2 separate regions of the Homo sapiens genome follow, and region 1 is linked to region 2. Evidence: chromatin loops called from intact Hi-C (ENCODE). Cell type or tissue: HCT116. All regions are shown on one strand. Each heading gives the region's core, and the rest is flanking DNA. Links, peaks and the distances in the headings are about the cores only. Region 1 overlaps LOC105379107 (a long non-coding RNA gene). Region 2 has its middle 98 kb from the start of NIHCOLE.

Region 1 (8,343 bases), core at 192-8,191, 350 kb after region 2:
TTTTCCACATAGCTGTGGAAACAATACAAATATTAATGATTACATTGTTGTTAATCATCATCTGAAATTCAGAACAAACTCTAGACCCATCTCATCACATAACTGTCTAAGATAAACAGTGAAAGTGAACAGCTATATGGAATCTCACCAAATAGCTGTTCACTTTTATGCCTTACCAAGTGGTATAAGTAAATTAAATAGTTCAAGAGTTACTAAAATATTTAAAATATTAATAATCATATAAAATATGCTTGAAACTTGAGAACATAAGGTTCTCTAACTGCTATCCCCAAACACCATTGCTTATTGAGAGACAGTTGCATATGATAAGGGAAATCTTGAATTTTGAAATGCATGAATGTTGAGCCTGTTCTCTCAAATTTTAGTTTTCACCCAAACTATTTCTCTTATTGAATCATTTAAAAATTCAGGGAAAGGTGAAACCCTGTCTCTACTAAAAATACAAAAAATTAGCTGGGCATGGTGACGGGCACCTGTAGTCCCAGCTACTCGGTAGGCTGAGGCAGGAGAATGGCGTGAACCCAGGAGGCAGAGCTTTCAGTGAGCTGAGATGGTGCCACTGCCCTCCAGCCTGGGCGACAGAGCGAGACTCTGTCTCAAAAAAAAAAAAAAAACAAAGCAGAGAAAGAAGACAATGTCCAACAACTGAAAACCTTAAATTCTACATCCAGGATTCAGTATGCATCCCTGAATCTTAGATATAGAATTTAAGGTTTTTTATTGTTGACACTGTCTTCAACAGTTCAGTTTGCAAGATAGTTCTCCAGGTGACCTTGATTGACCCAGCTCTCTCCTCTCTCTCACTTGTAGTTCTCAACAATAACCATAGAAAGGCCAGGCGCAGTGGCTCACACCTGTAATCCCAGCACTTTGCGAGGCAGAGGTGGGCAGATCATGAGGTCAGGAGATCAAGAGCATCCTAGCCAACATGGCAAAACCCTGTCTCTACTAAAAATATAAAAATTAGCTGAGCGTGGTGGCACATGCCTGTAATCCCAGCTACTCGGGAGGCTGAGGCAGGAAAATTGCTTGAACCAGGGAGCCGGAGCTTGCAGTGAGCCAAGATCACGCCACTGCACTCCAGCCTGGTGACAGAGTGAGACTCTGTCTCAAAACAAACAAACAAAAAAAACATAGAATGTGCTGGAAAGGCAGCATCCTGAAATAGGAAGATACTGTTCAGAAGAGCCCAGACACTATTTCAATCTCACCTAAAAACGGGATACCCTTCAACTCAGTAGTCCCTCATTTGTGATACAAGTGGGGCACTCACAGATGAGATCCATCTGCCCTAAGCCGCTTCCTCAGCCCTGGTGGACTGGCTGAAGATGAATCCTAGGCTTCTGTTGTTTCTGGCTGCCCATCTGTAAGTAATAAATCTGCTTCGTTTACCTTGTTGTGTCTGGGGGTGCTCTGTCTTACTGGACTTAGACAAGTTTAACCAGGGCACAGCAAACCTACTTTGCAGAGTTCACTACCCAAGAGTGTGAAAGAATCATTTTAATCATTACAGGTAAGACAAGGAAACATGCAAGAAATTAATCCAGTAATTCAGTGGATCACCATCTTTGGAGTCAGAGAAACCTAAATCTATCTCCCACTTCTATCATTTTTGGAGGTAAAATGCTAGGCAACTTATTCAACCTCTGTGGACATCAGTGTCCTTATCTGTATGGGGTCCTCATCTGAATGATTAAAATGACATAGTGCTTGTAATGTACCTGGCATATTTTAGGAATTCAAACTAATTGGCTAACATCTTTCTTTTGATTAAGTTATAAGATTGATATGGATTTGAGTTCTAATTTATATGAATAGGCAATTTTTAAAATATCCAAACTTTCTGGAGTATTCCCTTTGTCCTATTCACTTTCATGTGATTCACTTTGATCACTATAGAGAAACCTGCATCATTCAAATAAAGAGTAGTCTAAGAAGAGAATCAAAGGTCTCATTTTCACTTTGCTGACTGAAGGGTCTTGAAACATCCTTTTACCAAAATGTTTTACACAAGATTTAGAAACATGATTTTTAAAGGATTAAGCTAATACAAACTAAATATAATATTTAACCAGCTTTATAAAGTAAGTTCTTGAGAAAACTCTCAATTAAGTGTCTGTAATATTAAAATTAATATTAATAATAATAATACTTATGCCTATAATGTCACTTACTGCAGTCTCAATGAAATAGCTCTGTTTTATCAGCCTTAATTTCATGTTGGAGAAGCAAAGTGCACTACTAAAAATAATGCAAGACTGAAAGAAACGATTAGCATGCAAATGAGAATGCAGTGCCTTTTGAGTTCTTTTGAGAGGTAAAATGAATAAGCACTGACAGCTTTCATCTAAATGATTAAAAATGATTTCAGAGGAATTGAAGAAAAAGATACAATTGACAGTTTACTAAAACAGCTCAGATGGGCAAGAGTAGGTGTGTATAAGAATGGTGTGGTCAGGAGGAATATCTTTAAGTAGGTTGTTAAAATGTTAAAGGTGGTCTTTACAAGAGAAACAATCTCATATTTGAACTTAAAAGTGGAAAATAAATCCAAAGAAATGAACCTATCAAATAAATGATTCAAGAAACAAACCAAACTTCTTCAAATCTGTGAAGAAGGCTGCACATGAAGCACAACAAGAAGTTTTCCTTTAGAAAAATACAACAGATTTCAATGTTCCTTCATACATAATAACTCTACATAATAAATGCAATAATCAGTAGTCTTTTTACTCTACACATGCACACACAGTTACAATAAAATCCTCACTGTGATCATTTCCCATAGGAAATATTTCTTTTTCTTCTTTTTTTTTTTTTTTGAAACTGAGTCTTGTTCTGTCACCCCGGCTGGAGTGCAGTGGTGCCATCTCGGCTCACTGCAAGCCCCGCCTCCCGGGTTCACACCATTCTCCTGCCTCAACCTCCCGAGTAGCTGGGACTACAGGTGCCCGCCACCAAGCCTGGCCAATTTTTTTGTATTTTTTAGTAGAGATGGGGTTTCACCGTGTTAGCCAGGATGGTCTCGATCTCCTGACCTTGTGATCTGCCCACCTCGGCCTCCCAAAGTGCTGGGATTACAGGCGTGAGCCACCGCACCCAGCCGGAAATATTTCTTTAATCATTACTCCGACATGTCTCTAAGCCTACATTTATAGATATAGAAATTATTCTGATAACATCTCTACGTATTTGTATGCCATTTTCAAGCCATCCCATACATGTCTCCATATTTCCATATCCACTTATCTGGAAGTATAAATTATTTTGTTAATATCTATAGCTGGTAAATATTCCTATGTCATTTTCAGGTCTTAAATCTATTTTACAAATGAGACAATCCCATGAAAGCTTTTCTCAACTTATTGCATTTTGTCCATAAAGGTGGAACCTCCCAAGAAGAAGTCATTTGGGGACTGTTGACAAAGTGTGATTGTGCTCATTTTTTGACTTAAATCAAATCATTTCTGACACACTTCAAATCCTTAGGAGCCTATCTACAGCCAATTCAAACAAATAAACACTCAAGTAAGAAAAGTAGAATGAAGTCCTGCTGTCATATATTTTACTTAATAGTTGCTTTCCTGATGTATCCTAGAAGAGTGTTTGAAAGGACAGTATGTATTATTCTGTGATGTCAAAATGTCAATTCAAAATCCATCTGTTTTAGCAGAAAAATAATACTTTGTCATAAAGCTGAGCTAACAGCCAGTGTTCTACCTGGCACCCAGAGGAGACTGAGAAAATCCTCTATTGTCCTAGCACAATATTAGTTATTATTTATAAGGCCTTATGGAAAAAAAATAGTTGTCTGACATTCATATAGTTTTCTTAGGGGAAATATTCTGTTTTTCCAACAGTGTTTAAAGCATATTCAGGCAGCTAGAGGTATGGTTATTTACCTTGATATTGAATTATTTTTCTAAAGTTTGTCATTTTAGAGAAAAGATGCTAAATATTGATAAGGTTTAGCCGTTTCCACAGCTTCCACGCCAAGAAGCAACAGAAAACCAGGAATAAAATAAACATTTTCTTCCGCTGTGCAGCAAAATACATTTCATTCAAATCTAGTGTGAGCGCCCCCTCGAGGCTGCAGCGCATAGAATTTTGAGACTGGAAGCATATCAAAGGTAAGATTACCAAATTAGTACCAATTTAGTATAGTTACATAATCTTGTATAAGAGAATACAAGCTGAGACTCTCTTCTTTAGTAATATTTGTAGCTGTCTTTTTGGTCTTTCTCGCTTCATTTTGCAGGTATGGCAAACATCTTTTCAAAATATGTGGGTTTCTGACTAACAAAACATTTGGAGGCTAATTGGTCATCTGGTGCCTATCCATCTTTCAAAAACCACAAAACTTAATGAGCTTAAAAATTGCAAAAGGTCTAGCCTTAACATTTTATCTGAGATGTGATAAAAGTGCGACTGATGATTTTTTTTTCTTTATTTCTTCTAAAATAAATGGGATACATGTGCAGAACGTGCAGATTTGTTACATAGTTATACATGTGACATGATGGTTTTCTGTACCTATTGACCTGTCCTCTAAGTTCCCTCGCCTGTCTCCCCACCCCACAACAGGCCCTGGTGTGTGATGTTGCCCTCTCTGTGTCCATATGTTTTCACTGTTCAACTCCCACTTATGAGTGAGAACATGCAATGTTTGGTTTTCTGTTCCTGTGTTAGTTTGGGGAAGATGATGGCTTTCAGCTTCTTCCATGTCCCTGCAAAAGACATGATCTCATTCCTTTTTATGGCTACATAGTATTCCATGGTGTATATGTACCACATTTTCTTTATCCAGTCTATCATTGATGGGTATTTGGGTTGGTTCCAAGTCTTTGCTATTGTGAATAGTGCTGCAATAAACATATGCGTGCATGTGTCTTTCTAGTAGAATGAGTTATATTCCTTTGGGTATATACCCAATAATGGGATTTCTGGGTCTAATGGTATTTCTGGTTCTAGATCCTTGAGGAACCGCCATGCTGTCTTCCACAATGGTTGAACTCATTTACATTCCCACCAACAGTGCAAAAGCATTCCTATTTCTCCACAGCTTCACCTGCACCTATTGTTTACTGACTTTTTAATAATCGCCCTTCTGACTGGCATGAGATGATTCTTTTAAAAGCAGTTTTCACAAAGAAAAATAAACATAATGTATACAAAAAAGGGCTAGAGAAGTAGAGAGTAATGATTTCTTAAACTCGACAATATTCCTGAATTTATTTTGAGTATCTCTGAGCATTGGAGAAAATTTCTTCCCAGCCTCACACCAATTATAATAAAATACCTTTTTGATTACAGGTAAGGATCACTGGAAATATTCATCTTATCAAACCCCACACCTTCGTGTGTAAAATGAGAGTGTTAGATCGTATCAATCTTCCATTCCCTTGCTCTCTCCCTCCCCAAGTATTAATGAGCATGTCAGGCTTGTGCTATGCACTGGAGCTATGTATTACATCACTGAATACAGCAGACCTGGTATCTGGACCACTGAAGACCTACAGCCTATGAAGGAAGGCTGACATTATCCACACACATATTTCAATTTCAATTGTGATAGGTAGTATAAAGAAGCAGTGCAGGGTAACACACACGCATTTAACAAGGAAACGTGACCTAGTTTGTGGTTGGAAGAGAAAGTCTTCCAGGCAGAGAGAACAATATCTGAAAAGGCCCTGAGGTGAGACAGAGCCGGTCAAGTCTGAGACATCAAGAACATGTGGGTGAAACAGAGAGCCACAGGGCAAGATCAGGCGGCAGAGCTGGCAAAGAGTCAGATCCAGGGGGTCTCTGAGACCACATTAAGGATTTGGGGACTTATTCTGAGAAAAAGGAAAAGTATCTAAAGATTGTAAGAAGGAGAGTGGTATGAATCAATTATCCCTGAGGTTGATTCCTACTCTAAAATTCTATATAAATCTATTTTTCTCTTATTATTTAAAAAATTGAAGTAAGCAGAACTAGCATGATTTTGCTATAGAGATGATAAATTGACATAGAACTCAGGTTAATAAATTGCAACTTTAGGCCAGGCGCGGTGGCTCACGCCTGTAATCCCAGCACTTTGGGAGGCCGAGGTGGGTGGATCACAAGGTCAAGAGATCGAGACCATCCTGGCTAACATGGTTAAACCCCGTCTCTACTAAAAATACAAAAAAATTAGCTGGGTGTAGTGGCGGGCACCTGTAGTCCCAGCTACTGGGGAGGCTGAGGCAGGAGAATGGCGTGAACCTGGAGGGCGGAGCTTGCAGTGAGCCGAGGCCACACCACTGCACTCCAGCCTGGGCGACAGTGTGAGACCCCGTCTCAAAAAAAAAAAAAAAAAATTAGCCAGGCGTGGTGGTGAGCGCCTGCAGTCCCAGCCACTTGGGAGGCTGAGGCAGGAGAATCGCTTGAACCAAAGAGGCGGAGGTTGCTGTGAGCCGAGATCCGTGCCACTGCCCTCCAGCCTAGTGACAGAGCGAGACTCCGTCTCAAAATAGATAAATAAATAAATAAATTGCAACTTTATTATTACATTGTTCAACTTAATTTAGCTTATTAGCCTCCATCCCTCAATTTCTAATGATGACAAGATAATTCAATCTTTACAACTCAAGGTAAACAGAGTCACTTCTTTAACCTTGATCTCTGTTTAGATCAACTCAGTCAATTCAGGTTGTTCGTTAGGATTCTTCCACAACTCCCATTCCCATCTGGTTTCCCTTTCCCTGTTTTATTGGACATCATCTATGGTTTCAAGGGCTCTTTCTATTGCCAGGTATCTGACCCAAGGATTTTGACTTTCCACATTGTGTGGAATTCATCTAGTCTCCTTTATAAAATGCTGACATTTTCTGCTGATGTCCTTCATCTTGCCACAACCCAGATCAAGTATGGATCGACCCCTTATCCTGATCCAGGCTTCTTTTTCGTACAATCCCCTTCCCCACACTTATGAGAACAGGGCTCTGAGTACCACCAGGCCTACTGTTAGAGCTGTTTCTCTCAGCTTTTGCTGTTCTGCTTCTAGATACGAGTCCTCCCAAAGAGATTTATAGTGTCACCAACCTACACATTCTGTGAGTCAAGACCAGCCCCTTCCACTCGCAGATTCCCCTAAACATATGTGTGTTTTTATTTACTCTCAAGCCCCACTCCCTACCCCACACTACCCAGACAATGATTCCAGGTAGCCTTTGAGTTCTAGTTTCATTCCCTCTGATCTTCCAACCACTGATCAAATCCGGCTTCATTTGAGTGGCACACTGCTTTCATGTCATTCACAGTCTTCCGTAGTCTGTGGCGTATTGTATAAACTCTGTGCTATGAATCCTCTAGGTTTTGCTCTTGATATTCAGAGCCCATAGTTTGGAATTCAAACAAAACAAAACAAAACTATTCTCTCTGAATATATTCCATCCCTTCCATCTCAGAAGAGCTTTGACTTTCAGACTATTGACTTTGCAATAGATTTATAAAAGTCTACCTGGGAGCTCAAAACCTAAGAATTGCACTCTTTATTCCCTTTAAATTATTTTCTGTGTTCCCTTCACTGGAGCAATATGCCTCAGCCTCTCAAACTAGTTCTATGGGTAGGAAGGTTCCAGGATACAAAGAAAAAAGAAATGTGAAAAGGATAAACTACATCTGATATTCTTTCAAAACTATAACAAAATACATAAAAAATAGGCACTAAGATAAGATAACAGATGGGAAGATTTGAGATTAGAAATATAGCCTCTTGTGCTAATTTGCAAAGGAATAGAAATAAACCATTTCAGCTTTTGTTTCCAGAATGAGGCTTCTCTTTTAATATGCTTACTCTTATAAATTTACAACAAAGATGCCACTTTTTATTGTAGGTCAGGAAATATAGAATTTTTACCTAGAACAATGAGTATCCTTGAATGCAGAATTCGCTCTCACAGGTTCATAGGAAGTAATTAGAATGACTTTCCTTATAGTTCTGGCACTCACAGAAACCAGATTCCAATAACAATCAAGGCATGTCTTTCCTTAAATACAAGGTATTTTCATATAAAATCAACTTATGTCAATGTGTTGTCTAAGACTTTGCCACTCAAAATACAGTGCAGGAACTACAAGCAGTCATCAACTGAGAGCTTGTTGGAAATGTAAGTTTTCAAGTTTCTCCTCAGATCTAATAAATTCGCATCTACATTTTAACAGAATGGATCCCCAAGTGAAGTGTCTGCACAAACTTTGAGAAGCACTAGCCTAACATATTACTCTCTTTGGTTTCTCTTCTACAATAAACAAATGGGACATTTTATTAAAGATAAATGTAACCAATGCAGTAATTAA
Region 2 (8,343 bases), core at 195-8,194:
AAACCAGGTTTTTGTAGATGCAGTCAAGTTAAGATGAGGTCACCACTGGGGGACTTAATCCAGTATAACTGTTTTCTTTATTAAGAAGGGAAATTTGAACACAGAAATAGACAAGAACACAACAAGAATTCCATGTAATGATGAAGACAGAGATACAAATGATATTATTTACAAGACAAAAAACACCAGAAGTTATGAGAGTGGCATAAAACAGATTCTCTTAGAGCCCTTGGATGGAACAAACCTTGCAAACATCTTGATCATGGACTTCTAGTGGGCATTACTGTGAGAAAATAAATTTTTTAAGCCACACAATTTGTGATTCTTTGTTATGACAACCCTAGTGAGCTAATATAGCCATAATGTGGAGAGGCTGTAACCCTCATACACTGCTGGTGAAAATGTAAAATGGTACTGTCACTGTGGAAAAGGGTTTTGCAGTTCCTACAATGTTGAACATAGTGTTACTATCTCACCCAGCAATTATATACCTAGGTATATTCCCAAGAGAAATGAAAATACACATCTACATAAAAATTTGTACAAGAATCTTCATAGTAACCTTATTCCCAATTACCAAAAAGTGGAAACAATACCAGTGTGTATCAACTGATGAATGGATTAAATAATGTGGTATATCCATACATGTAATATTATTTGGTCACAAATAGTAATGAACTACTGAAAGTGTTTCAATATAAACACTTGAAATGGTTAGACTAAGTAAAAAAAAAAAAAAATCAGACACAAAAGTACAGGTATTGAAACGGCTATGTTGTCTGGGGTATATATGCAGTGTTCATCATCTCATGCCAGGAAAATTTAGGACATAGACACACACAAGTTTAAGAGTGGAGGTTTAATAGGCAGAAGAAAAGAGAAAGAAAAGCTGCTCTCACTATTAAGAGAGGGGACTCCTGAGTGGAAAAAAATGGCTGGCAGCAGATGTGCTAGGTTTTACAGTCCAGCTTGCAGAGACAGTGTCTGAATTACGTAGGGATCACAGATTGGTTCAGTCAGGTATGGTGTATGCGTAGTGTGCAGGGAAGACTCGTTGCTCCACCCTAACCTTACCATGCAAATGAATTCTCCCCTCAGCCCGTGCCATCTCGTCTGATCCTTACTGTACAAGTGGCTGGCGGCTAAGGGAAGATGTAGCTGCCATCTTGAACATGTCTAGTTTCTAGTTCCTGCCAGCATTCACCAGTGCAAGCTCCCAGCTTTCTTGCTTTCTTTCTTTCCATTTATTTGTTTATTTACTTATTTGTTTATTTATTTTGAGATGGAATCTCGCTGTCTTGCCCAGGCTGGAGTGCAATGACGTGATCTCAGCTCACTGCAACCTCTGCCTCCCAGGTTCAAGCAATTCTCCTGCCTCAGCCTCCCGAGTATCTGGGATTACAGGCACCTGCCATCACACCCAGCTAGTTTTTGTATTTTTGGTAGAGACGGGGTTTCACTATGTCGGCCAGGCTGGTCTTGAACTCCTGACCTCAGGTGTTGCACCCACCTTGGCCTTCCAAAGTGCTGGGATTACAGGCATGAGCCACCAGGCCCAGACCCTAGCTTTCTTTTCTATGTCTGAAGTTTGACTTTACAGGCTGCTCTTTGTTGGAAAATTATGTGTGGCTGCTTTTTATTAAAAAGAAAAGCCTTACTGAGGACTACACTACCCTTACTATCTGCTAAAGTGATTTCTTCTTAACTCCTATGTCCTTCCTCACTCAGGAGTGGTAACCCTAACTGCTGTTAGGGGTGTTGGTCAATGACTCTTTCTGGCTACTTCCTGCTGAAAAGCAGTGTGAGGAACAGAAAGTAGGGATCCTCCTGGGGTTGAACTAAGAGTCCTCGGAAGAAAGGCGTGTCCATGTGTGGTTCACTCTGCAGCACCATTTGGAATTGGATTGCTTCTAGGCAAGAGTAAACAATTTGAGTAACAGTATTGAGTAGACAAGGTCCAGACGTTAATATAAAACATATGAGCAAGAGGGGGCACTAACCAGTTAACAATGTCACTAGCCAGTTTCACGAAGAAGACTAGAATTCATTAAAGAGGGATTGTAGCCATCCAGGGCTGGAGCCTGCATTTTCTTTTAATCTGTAATTGATTTTAACTTGATCTTTAAGCAACTGTAGGTTTTCTTCTACTTGACTAGAGGTGTTGATCTGGAAGCAGCATTTTTCATTTAAGACTCCCAGGTCCCCCTCCTTTGGCTGTAAGGACATCTAGGGCCTGTCTATTCTGTATTACTACTGAGGCTAAAGAGTTTATGGATTATTGTTGTGCTTTATTAGTGCCTCTCTCAGTCTTTCCAAGAAGGCTGTAGGATTCTCATCTGGCTTTTGATCTATCATGAACAGTTTAGAGTAATTAAGAGGTTTAGTCCAAGTTTTTCTGGCACTAGATCTGGGTCCTGGCACTTGTTGAATGTGCTGCCCATAGTTGCAGGTGTGACCTTAAATATGCACATTAAAAAATGTTTCCTTTTCCATTCATCTGTAGCATCATTAGGGCCCCAATTAGAGTTGTCAAGAGGAACTGCTTTCCTTCCTTTTGGGAATGGAGTTTCCATTATTTCTTCACCTTCCCTATTTTCTCTTTTCTTTTAGACCTACTACGGGAGACACATTGCTCATTTCTGAATTTCTCTGCTGCCTACAGAGCTACCTGCCTCTCAGCTGTGGTTAGGGTTTGGCTTAGGAGCAGCATAACATCCCTCCAGGAGAGGTCAAATACCTGAGTTAAATTTTGGATGGCTTCTATATACCTATCAGTGTCATCAGAAAATTGGCTTAGGTCTCCCTTTACTTGCCTAAGAGCTTGCAATGAGGAGGGAACTTGAACCCTAATGGCATCACCTCCATTGGGCCTTTCCTGTAGAGGGAACAGTGAATGTGTGAAAGTGGGAAACTTTGGAGATGGTGGAGGTGGAAGATCTGTGGCATGGTTGGAAGTGGCCCCAGATAAGGGAGACTGGAAGGGCTGGCACACTCAATAGCTGCCTCAGATGGTTTCTGCAGAATTTGCTTTTCTAGTCTTGGGGAATCATTCCCCTTGGGACCGTCTGACATGATAGGTAAAAGGGCTGAGTCAATTGTGCAATGTTTGCAAAGATATGGGTTGTCACGCAGAGCAAAAGAAAGCCTGCACATAAGGTACCTTGGACCATTTGCCCTCCCATCTGCAGAAAAGATCTAACTGTCAGTTAATATTAAAATTAAGCTTCCTTCCACAAGCCAGGCTGGTTCAAGAGGGTAAAAAGACCATGCCCTTATGCAAAAGAAAATGGGCCATGTTTTCTTCAAAGTCTCAGGGTCAAAGGAGTCCCAGTGCTTCAGAATGCACTCCAGAGGAGTACAGCCCGAAGATAACCTGTTACCCATCTAGAAAGAGAAGTGAGAAAAAGGTATCCCTTTTGCCTTCTTCCTTTTGGTATGACCCAGAGTTGGGAGGAAGACAGTGTGGGTGTCCCCCAGCTGTTTCCCCTCCGTGGTTCCTGGGTCCTGGCACCTTGTTGAATGTGCCACCCATGGTTGCAGGTGTGACCCCCAGCCATGGAACCAGAGGAACTAAGAGATTGGGATTAGTCACGCCCACCATGCAGCTGTAGTTCTCTGCCTGTGATTCCCCTTTGACTTCCTAGACTTGTATGACCTGCCTAGCTCCCCGAAAAAAAAAAAGGATCTCTCGAGAGACTATGTGAAAGTTGCTTTTGGGAAACTTTTGCACTTTCCTCCTTAATGGAGGAAGTGGGTTGATTTGGGCTCCATATCCTACTGTTATAGCCCATGCTAAAGCATTTAACCTTAGAAAATGGTTCTGGTTAACTTCTGAACTTAAAAATCCCCTTACTAATTAAATACCATTCTAATTAGAGGCAGAATAGGTGACTTAAAGGAATGTGGGAACCAAATGGCTATTTTCCTGCTGATGGGACAGTATTGAGACTAGAATTTAGCTCCGGATAATATGTTACTCCTAGTTGTTGAAGGCAGAATTTCGCCATTTACAGGAGCATGAAGGCTGGTTTCTAGTAGAGAGGCACAAAAAGGGAAGAGAATTGGTAAGCTAAGAGTGTTTTGGTAACGAACCAATGGTGTGCCTCATGGAGATTATCTCGATGCCACTAGGTGGTGCTGTTGACCTTGAAATGCTATGTGCTCGCCACACCAAGGGCAGAGTGACGTTGACATGCCATGTGTTCTTCAGACCAAGGGCAGAGAGAGACCTGGAAATGCCATGTGCTCTCCAGACCAGGGGCAGAGAGTGACCTAGAAATGCCAGGTGCTCTCCAGACCACGGGCAGAGAGTATGCTCGGTGTAGAAGGGAGACCCTCTGTTTTTAGAAAATCAGAAAGACGCCTTCCCTTGAGCTATATCCCCAGTTACTACAATACTCCTTGATCTTGCCAAATAAGATTACTTCCCTGAACTGTAAAACTTCCCACATATTGCATATGCAGAGAGCATAGGAGATATGGCAGTTGTGGAGAGGAAAGGAGGAAATTACAATAGAAAAGTTGGAGATTATGTAGCCGACACCCCATTGGGTGGTCAGAGGTTGGGGTCAGTCCAGAAGCCTTTGGATAAAACCAGGGGATAGCCCCAGCCAGGAATCCTTAGTTGCACTGAAACCTCTTTCAGCCCCATGCAACAGTTAAGTCCTCCATGAAAGGAAGCTGGTTCAAACATGGCCAACATGTCCAGCAACCCGTGGTTGCAGGGGATTCTCCATGTTCTCCTCAGCAAGCTTCACATCTAGGTCTTTAAGAACAGCAGCCACATTAACTGTGTTTTTACCTGGCTGACAGATGCCCTTTATTGATTTGATTTGGTTCTAAAATGGAGGGCAAGAGCCCCGAAATGAAAGGACAGAGTTGGAGTTTGCTCCTCTACTCACCATTTTGATAAATGTTTTACCTTGGTATCCTGGACGAGATCTCCAGTATAAAGCAACTATGTTGTCTGGGTTATATACCCAGGGTTCATCGTCTCAAGCCAGGAAAATTTAGGACATGGTCGCATACTAAAAGTTTAGGAGCAGGGGTTTAATAGGCAGAAGGAAAGAGAAAGAAAAACAGCTCTCTCTATTGAGAGGGGACTTCCGAGCAGAAGGAAAGAGAAAGAAAAACAGCTCTCTCTATTGAGAGAAGACTTCCGAGCAGAAAAAACCAGCTGGCGGTGGACACACCAGTTTTTATATCCCGGCTTGAGGAGGCAGTGTCTGATTTACACAGCGTTCACAGATTGGTTAGATCAGGTATGATGTTTACATAGGGTTCAGGGACGGCTGGTTGCCCCATCCTAATCTTAATATAAAAATAAATTCTCCCCTTGGCCAGTACCATCTTGTCTGATCTTTATTGTACACGTGGCTGGCAGAGAAGGAAAGATGGAGCCACCATCTTGAACATGTGTATCCCCTAGTTCCTGCTGGCATTCACCTGTGCAAACTCCCAGCTTTCTTGTCTGTTTGCAGCTTGTCTTTACTGTCTGCTCTTTGTTAGAAAATAATTTGTGGCTGCTTTTCATTAAAAAGAAAAGCCTTACCAAGGACTCTCATACCCTTATTATCTGCTTAAGTGATTCCTTCTTAACTCCTATATCACTATTGTATACTTTCATTTATATGCCAAGTAGGCAAATTCATAGAGGTGGAAAGTGGATTAGTGGTCGCCAGGGTCATAAGTATGGAAACACATTGAGCCATATGGAGTGAAGAAAGTGTTCTGAAATTAGATTGTGGTAGTGTTTATGCAACGTTGAGATATACTATTAAAACTCCAGTAAATTGTATACTTTACATGTATAAATTTTATAGTATATGAATATCTCAAAACTATATTTCAAAAAATAAAAACGAAATTTAAAATTATAAGTGCATAACTGAAACTAGAATGTAGCATACTAACCCTAAACATCTAGCATACTAACCCGTAAATCTATATTAAACATGGCTTTTCCTCAGAAGATATTCCATAATACAAAAATGATGTCAAACAAATAGAAATTGAGCAGAAGAGCTGAAAGCCATAATCTTATAGGCTTGAGTTGTCAGAGAATCCAATAGGACTTCCAAAAGAGAGGGATTATAGTGAATAGAATCCTAAAATCTCCACATAAATAGCCGCTTAACCTCTTTACAGACAGTTAAATTATACATGGAGGGAGAACAGACACCAGAAAACAGCAAGTTAAAAGCTCAAAGTAGTAAGCAAAGATTTAAGATACCGTCCACCTCAGAAAGAGGGAGTTTGCAGTTTAAACACTTCCAGATGAGAGGGTTTTGGTCAACATCTCAGGCTTTCCATAGATCTGCCCTAACAAAGTGTAGATCAAGAATTACAACTTCAAAGTTATCAATCAGTAGTTTAGCCTGGTAGAACAAAATCCACATTTCAGGGCAAGATGATAGAATTCAAAATTTAGACAATGTATCATTCACAATGGTAAGGGTATGACAAAATATTAACAGACATGAGAAAAAGGAAGTAAATATGATCCACTATAAATAAAATAAATATTCCTAAGAAACAAACTCCTCATATACCCAGTTAATAGAATTGATAGTCAAGGACCTATCTATTATAAATATGTTCAATGACTTAAAATAACTGAGCTGAGACTGCACCACTGCACTCCAGCCTGGGCGACAAGAGTGAGACTCCATCTAAATAAATAAACAAAACACAAAATATGCATTACATAAATATATAACATAATGAACATCTGTATAAAAAGATGTTTTCAAAAATTTGTGGTTGTGATCACTTATTAAAAAAACAAAAATCCAACTGGGACGTTAATGAGATTTCAGTGAATCTATATCAATTTGGGGAAAATTAACCTATTAAAAATATTGAGTCTTCCAATCAATGAGTATAATTTATCTATTTCTATTATCAGTGTTCTATAGTTTTCAGCATACTGATATTAAAAATACATTCTACTATATTTATACCTAATATTCACTTTTTTATACTTGTGTAAGTGGTATTGGTCTTCATGTTGTATTCCAATTGTTATTTGCTAATATATAGAAACAACAGTTTTGCTGTATTTAGTTTGAATCCTCTGTCTCATCCCGACTCACTTGTTAATTCTAGAAGTGTCCCCCATTAGATTTTTGAAATCTAAGAGATGCAGTATTATTCCTTTCTTTCTAATCTATTTATTATTCATTTTTATTGCCTTATTACACAAGGCAAATCTTCCAACAGGGTGAAATTATGTAAGAGGAAATGCTTGCTTTGTTTCCTATCTCAGTGAGAGTATTCAGTCTTTTACAATTAAGTATAAGGTTAACTGTGAATTTGTTTTAGATACATTTTATGAAGTTAAGAAAGTTTCCTTCACATTTTTCTTGAGTTGCTGAGATTTTTATCATGAAAACATTAAATTTTATCTAATACTAGTTCATACATCTAACTTTATAATTATTTATTCTTCTTTAGTCTACTGATCCAACAAATTATTGATTTTCAAATGCTGAACCAACCTTGCATCCCTAGGAAAAATATAAATTGACCATAATGTATTTCTGTATTTTATACATTGTAGGATATAGTTTGAAAATATTTCATCAAAGATTTTTGCAACTATGTTCATGAGAGATAGTGATATATAGGTTTTTTGTGTTTATTTATTTATATATTGCTTTCAGTATAGACTAAGGCTGTCTTCATACAATAAATTGTGAAGTATTCTTTCCTCCCTTTTTTGAAAGAGAGGTATAGAATTGGTATTGTTTCTTTATTGTTTGGCAGAATAGGGCAGTGAAATAATTTTGGTCTGTAGTTTTCTCCCTTGGATGATTTTAACCATAAATTTTATATATTGTATATAATTAAGTGTAATGAGATGGCCTGCTTTTCCTTGAGTGTTTTGTTAGCTTCTGTCTTTCAAAGAATTAATCAATATTATCTAACTTTTCAAAATTGTGAGCCTAGGGTTTATTATGGTATTGCTGTATTGTTATTTTTACATCTGTGGGATTTAGTAGTGATAATCTCCTTTTCATTCTGATATTTATAAATGTGCCTTCTGTCTTTTTCCTGATCAATCTAACAAATTTTTATCACTTTTCTTGATCTGTTTGAAGAAGCAGTATTTCATGTCATTGGTTTTTTTCATTGCTTTGGTGTATCTAATTTCATCAATATCTGCTATTATCTTTATTATTTTTATTTTTCTTCTGGCTTTAGTTTTTATTCGCTCTTCTTTTTCTAGTTTTTTGAGGTAGAGGTTTATATTACTGATTTGAGAACTTTCTCCTCTTCTTATGTGATCATTTAATGCTGTAAATTTTAATCTCAGCAGCTTGAGCAGCTTCCCACAAATTT

The links. Hi-C counts contacts between places; a loop is a spot of excess contacts. Peaks named below come from ENCODE experiments on the same cell type or tissue, not always from the same donor. Only the 100,000 strongest peaks of a DNase experiment are listed, where the experiment ranks them.
Region 1: a loop joins it to region 2, with 15 times the contacts of the local background. A loop is called at or near these places in 8 of 110 quality-filtered maps.

Annotation. Positions count from the first base shown.
Region 1 is chr5:103,825,535-103,833,877 of GRCh38, reverse strand. All of the region lies in intron 3 of LOC105379107 (a long non-coding RNA gene), which reads right to left. Among named protein-coding and RNA genes, the nearest start is that of NIHCOLE, 250 kb to the left of the region's middle. In HCT116, for the core only: a CTCF peak has its summit at 4,112 (motif pointing left); a DNase peak (open chromatin) is centred at 4,108.
Region 2 is chr5:104,175,083-104,183,425 of GRCh38, reverse strand. No RefSeq gene overlaps it. Among named protein-coding and RNA genes, the nearest start is that of NIHCOLE, 98 kb to the right of the region's middle. In HCT116, for the core only: a CTCF peak has its summit at 4,113 (motif pointing right); a DNase peak (open chromatin) is centred at 4,165.